2 separate regions of the Mus musculus genome follow, and region 1 is linked to region 2. Evidence: chromatin contacts called from ENCODE Hi-C or POLR2A ChIA-PET data. All regions are on one chromosome and are shown on one strand. Each heading gives the region's core, a stretch centred on a gene start or an enhancer-like site at or near the end of the contact. The rest is flanking DNA. Distances are from core to core; before and after follow the strand shown.

Evidence for each region. Hi-C counts contacts between places; a loop is a spot of excess contacts on that map. ChIA-PET counts read pairs that join two places held with the same protein, here RNA polymerase II (POLR2A).
Region 1: a loop to region 2 is called in a map of T-helper 2 cell, with 2.6 times the contacts of the local background. The contact joins the promoter of Fam133b here to the enhancer-like site in region 2. A Hi-C loop is called at or near these places in 3 of 37 maps with a recorded cell type or tissue (T-helper 17 cell, T-helper 2 cell and regulatory T cell). POLR2A ChIA-PET finds 5 or more read pairs at or near these places in 4 of 5 experiments (Patski and embryonic stem cell).

The regions. Positions count from the first base shown.
Region 1 is chr5:3,542,192-3,545,166 of GRCm38, forward strand. Fam133b (family with sequence similarity 133, member B) reads left to right here and starts at 1,642. Exons shown (of 11, transcript NM_001042501.1): 1 at 1,642-1,756. The coding sequence starts at 1,733.
Region 2 is chr5:3,501,652-3,504,646 of GRCm38, forward strand. All of the region lies in intron 5 of Cdk6 (cyclin-dependent kinase 6), which reads left to right. Among named protein-coding and RNA genes, the nearest start is that of Fam133b, 41 kb to the right of the region's middle. Within about 2 kb of position 1,405, at least 1 of the 3 ENCODE cell types and tissues checked has a DNase peak (open chromatin) inside an H3K27ac peak, as active enhancers do.

The DNA of each region.
Region 1 (2,975 bases), core at 392-2,891, 41 kb after region 2:
AGAAAGTGGAGATTGGAATATCTGTTGCAACAATAGAGGGTGAGAAAGGAGAGAGTCTCTGTCAGCGAGAAGAAGATTTTCTTTGAGGTACTGGATTCCATGCAGGGCCTCGCACATGCTAGGTAAATGCTGTATCACTGTCACTGGTGTTACTCGTAAACTTTTATTTCCCTAAATTAAATGTCATCTCTGAGGCTTACTGCCTCAGTCTGCTAACCTAGGCCTGGTCCTGGAAGCCTCTGTGCAATCTAATATAGGCCTAGAATGTTTTACAGGCTCTGATAAGTTACTGCTGAAAATATTCACCCTCTCTTGTTCTTTCTGAACTCTGACTGGCTGGTTCAATTCAGCTGTTCTGGCTCAAATTCCTCTCCAAGCTGACTGGTTCTAACTGGCTTCTCTCACTTTCTGACTGAATTGCTCTGATTGGCCCCGAGTTAACTCTGGCAACCTGTTCTAATCTTCTGGCTCCTTCTCACTCTCTGACTCATTCTGTCTTCACCCGTGTCTAGCTTGTTCTCTTTTCAACCCATCTCAGTAAAACTGCCTCTCTCCTCGCTTTCTCTCTGCACTGCTCTCCTAAGTGGCTTCACTGCCTCTCTCCTGACAGTTGGGCATATTCTATATAGTCTATTTTGTCAGGTTGTTCTCTGATTCATCACTTTGTCTGCCACTCAATTACACATAACTTTCAAATATGGGTGCTTCCTTCTACAAACTAACTTTACCTTCACTGTTTGGGATTAAAACTGTGTTCTAAGTGCTGAGTCATACCACAACTAGAAACAACTGTTTTTTAGTAAATAATACAATCTCAGGTTTCACAGTGTGATCACATATCCTGCAGCATATACCAGCCTTTTTCCCTTTGAATTTTACTTTACACAATGTCTAAGTTACCCAGATCAGACTTGGACTTACTTTGTTGCTCAAAATAGCCTCAAACTCATGATGTCTACCCACCCACCCCTCACCTCATATCCATGAGGTCTGGGGAAAGGCTAAAGGATTTTCTTCAGTATAATGAAAGTCCCATATTTCCATTTTCTAAAATTTCAGAAAGGATTCTGATCGATTTTATTCCTGATGCATTCATGTTGACATGAATCCATAAGTCACTTTTTCTAAGCCTGTGAATAGTCAGAGAATATGGTGTATTAATTAGTCTCTAGAGTCTAGACCACTTCTGAAGTTTAAGTCCAATCCAGATAATCCCATAGCACCAAAGCAGTAAAGTCTAACCTGTGTGTGTTTATCTCCCCCTATGAGTTAATAAACACACCCCTTAAAGATAAGGATTATGTCTTAACTATATTTGACTGGTCCCAGACTCATTTTTTTAAGTTTTATGACAATTTTTTCCATTAGACTTACTTTATGTGTTTGCCTACAGGTGTGCAGTGCGTGTGCCTGGTACCCACAAAGGTCAGAAGAGGGCATTGGATACCCAGGAACTGAGTTACCGATTTGACTACAGAGTGGGTCCTGCTCAGGAATGGTTAAGTGGGTCACAGGAATCCTGCTGCAGCTCCTGGGAACCGCAGGCGGTCGCTAGCGCCGGGCTGTCCTCCGCACCACCAGGGGGCGCCGTGGCGCATACGGTCTCCCCGGATTGGCGGGGCGCCGCTCTCTGGGCGGGGCATAGAGGTGGTAAGAGGACTCGCGGCGGGCCGCTTCGGCTTCTTCTCGGGCCTGCTCCCTCGGCGGCTTCCCGCGCCTTCAGCCGGCCACCATGGGGAAACGGGATAATCGCGTGGTGAGTATTCGGCGGGGAAAACGGAGCAGTGAGGCGGGGCCGGGCGGCAGGCGAACGAGCGGAAGCCGTCGCCCGTCGCGGCGGGGCTGGCGGCCGCGTCGCACTTGGGGCCCCGAGACCCCGCGCCGTGCGATGCGCGTGCGCCTTGCCGGTCCTCAGCGTCCTGCTCGGCCGACCCTGGGGCCTGTCGCCCCGCAGCGGTAAGGGCTGTGAGCCGGAGCCGCCGGTGCCGAGAGGCCCAGACCCAGCGCAGCGGGACCACGGGGATGGGGGTGGGGGACAGGGATGAGGGCTTTGGGGTACTCTAGACTCCAGTGCCCTCGGAAGTTAGTGACTTCTGAACCCAAGTTTCTACCTGTGGGAATGGGAGTCCTCCTTAGTCACCGCTTGACCACAAAGGCAACTGCCCAAGCGAACGCGAGTGGGTACCTAAAGAGCTGCCCGGGAAATGACAGTGTTCCCCGCTCTGTCTTAAAAACAACAACAACAACAAAACAAAAAACAACAACAACAACAACAAAAAACGTCCGTTTTAGTTTCTTGTGGTTCTGTCGTGGAAGCTCGGTGGCCACTAACCTTGCTCGCACTGTGCAGGAATGTACTTTCCTCCTGGCTTCAGGACGAGACCGTAGAATGAATGGAGTTGAGATGAATAGAATAGAATAGACCAGTTGAAATGGTCTATGTGTGTGGGCATCCAGAGTTCGACATAGTGCTTGGACTATTAATGTCCTCAGACACATCTCACCTGATTCCTGGAGATTTTTCTGTTTTGTTTTGTTGTTATTAATGATGCTATCGTTGTTTTAAAGATTATAGGCTTGCTTACAGACATTATTACAGTTTCTTACTGAAATCCAGACTTTCATTTTACTGGAAATTTTTATTTACACATTCCTTAAGGCATTTTCAAAACCTATGAAATTAGTCTCGTTTACTGGAGGGTGTTGACAGCTCTGTACTGTTCTGTTCTGTTGTCATCGCACAATATGTTCTAGTAGCATTTTGTTTGCACTTAAAAGATTCTAAGACTGAAAACATTACATCAAAAGGTGGGAGGTGTTGGAGATGTAATGGAGAACTAATACTTAGGGCAGGGTAAGGATGCTTAAACTGTGACCAGAACTTGTATCATTTGCTACTTGGTTCAGTCCTCATGGATCTTGATATCTCCCCCAGCCCCCCACACCACCACCAGCCCCAAAGTCTCACTTTTTAA
Region 2 (2,995 bases), core at 155-2,654:
TCAGTTACAGAGCCAGTGTTAGGAGCCCGGGTCATCTAGTCTCTTGGCTTCTGTGGCTTTCCCGTTACATGATTCAGTATCCTAGAGCCTCAGCAGTGGACACAGTCCTGTCCCCCTCGAGAGACAGCACTTCCGCCTGGCAAAGCTAGATTCAATCCCCAGGGGGTGGGTGGGGGAGCAATAAATCATGCACCAAAAATAACACCTTCACTGCTAAATTCCACTTAGTAGGTGATTTCCCAAGGATGAGCCAGTGCAGTGAATCATCGCCCTGAGAGCTGATTCGAACAGTAGTTCTGTTTTATTTACTACCTCGTGGTTTTTAACCTTTAGAGCCTTCCTGGGAGGGTCAGAGTCTCCTCACCATGAATATAAAACAGACTCTGCTTATAAGCCTTCAAGGGTCCCTTTTCCTTTTGTTTTGTTTTTTGTTTTTTTTTTCCTCCTTTCCACTTAAAACATCCCATGATCAGGAGGACCCAGGCAGAACAACAGCTAACTTTCTGAGGTGTTGATTGTGCAGGAGCAAACCTGGCACCCTGCAGATGCTATAAACTGGCATCCATGGCCTCCCTGGGCTTCCTGGGCACAGACTCACGTGCACAAACACTCTCACACTCAAAATGACACTTTTTTAAAAATTTAAAACGTTGGGGTTGGGAGCTCCCCCAGTCAAGAAGGTTAGGCAAGCATGAGAATTGTTAGGCAAGCATGAGAATTTAATCTTGGCTCCCTAGCACCCACACAGAAACTGGATCTGGTACCTTACTCCTGAAATCCTGGTACTGGAGACGTGGGTCCCAGAGGATTCCCTGAGCTTTTTAGATGAGTTTTATAAGTGAGGGACCCAGTCTCAAAAGACAAAGCCGAGAGCCATTAAGTGTAAGGGAGCCTCAGCGCAGTTCTGTTCAGATGGCACGAAAGAGTGGAAGAAATTCAGATCCCCTTTCCATTCACATATTACCTGGTTTGAAGGCAGTTTAAGAAAATGACACACTCCGCTATAAATACCTCAGGACAGTTTGTCCACATTGACACTTCCATTTCCTAAAATGAAAACCTCACTGGCCCACAGGGATGAGGGGAAGTGTGGGGGGAAGGGGGAGGCTGGCTTTGTTCACCAGGGTTATTTCAACAAGCACATCCGAACGCTAGGAACTTCCTCTGATGACTCAAGACAGTTGTCAAACACCAGCGTTCCTCTGTTTGACCCCTGCTGAAGTAAGATCTGGGGAAGCATGGTACAGAGTCTGAATCATGTAGCTGGTGTTTTGTCTGTATCTGAATTTACATCTGTCACATACCCAGTGTGTCCACCCATGAAAAACTACATTCTTCAGCTATCACTGAAGGGGAGGGGGGAAAGCATTCAAATGGGCCTGTTTCATCTAGACAGTCTGAAAGTTCTAAGGAATGCCATGGGCTTTGCTTCCTGAACGGAATTGTTGAGTTATCACCCAGTGTTGGGCCTCCATCCAGACTGAGTGAGATACAGGGAATACTGTGTTCACGCAGGATACCAGCTGGCTTCACACTGGCAGAGGAGAAGGGGAACACGTTCGTCACCATACAGTACAGATCCTACGGGGTGCCAGAGAGTGTGGGCCTGATAATCGCTGGGAACATGGCCTTGACTCCTGTCTTCACAGAGGCTGCCGCAGCACTTGGCCACTCCTTTGTTATGACTGTAACCACCTTCTTGTCACTATTCTTCAAGCCAAACATATCTCCAGGGTTGAAGTCTCACTCGGGCTACAGTACAGTTTGAGAAGGACAGTCACCATATCCACCCATCATTAAAGATACAAATCTAGTCTGCAAGTTTCCTGAAGACGTAAGCTGGGTCAGAGAGGTGGCTCAGTGGGAAGAGCACTGTTTGTTCTTACAGAGGACCCAACACCTATGTGGCAGCTTCTAATTGTCTGTGACTGCAGTTCCAGGGGATCCAACACCGTCACACAGACTTACTTTGTATGCAAAACACCAAGGCACATGAAATTTTTAAAAACTGAAAAGAAAGAAAAGAAAACTTAAGCTGGCTCTTGGGTCAGTTCATTTTGACCTGTTAGGACTCACGCTGTGTTTTATTGGTTGGGCACAGTACTAATTTTGCAGTTCTCAGAAACAAATAAACAACATCCCTGACTCTCAAGGGCTTGCAGGAATTTTTATACTAAGTATACATTTTTATACTAAGCAGATTCAAAGTTTAAGAGAGAAAATGAAAAAAAAATCAGTCTGACGCTGTATAGACTATTTATAGCAAATGCTTTAGCTGTGTTTGCTCCGACTTTCACATCACTTGTAGGACTCTGGCTGACGCCGGTGCTTCCTTGCTGAGGAAAGCTTTTTAAAGTTAATTCATTGGGTTTATTTTCTGTGGGTATGAACGTGTGCGTGGGCTTGCATGTGTGTGGCAATCAGCAGACCATATCTCTCCTCCTACCATATGGGTCTCGATCATCAGGCTTAGTGGCACGTGCCTTTATCATTGAACCATCTCTCCTGTTTCATAAAGTATACTTAAAAATAATTAATAATAATACTAAGCCACTCCGACTATCAAACTCCTTCACTTCAGAAATGTCTAGTGATTATTTTCACAATGGTTAAGGCTTCCATTCTGAGAAAGTGTCACTTGCCACTACTTGGTCACAATGCAGTTTTTGCACAAGGATGACTTGTGTCTTGAGTAAGTGGTGGTCATGCCCACAGCTGAATTCCTGAGGCATGCTGTGGCAAAAACAAAAACAAACAAATGGAAAAGTGCTATGTTAGAGAATGAGCCCCCTGAATTCAAAGATCATGAAAAAGAAGTGACTTGTGACTTTTATTTAGTTGTATGTGTGCATGTGCACGTCTCCATGGCATGTTTACATGGGTCAGAGGACAACTTTGGGGGCTTGACTCTCTCCTTCCAGCACGTAGGACCTAGGGGTCAAACTTGGGTTGTCAGACTCAGCAGCAAGCCACTAAGCCATCTCTCCAGACCAAG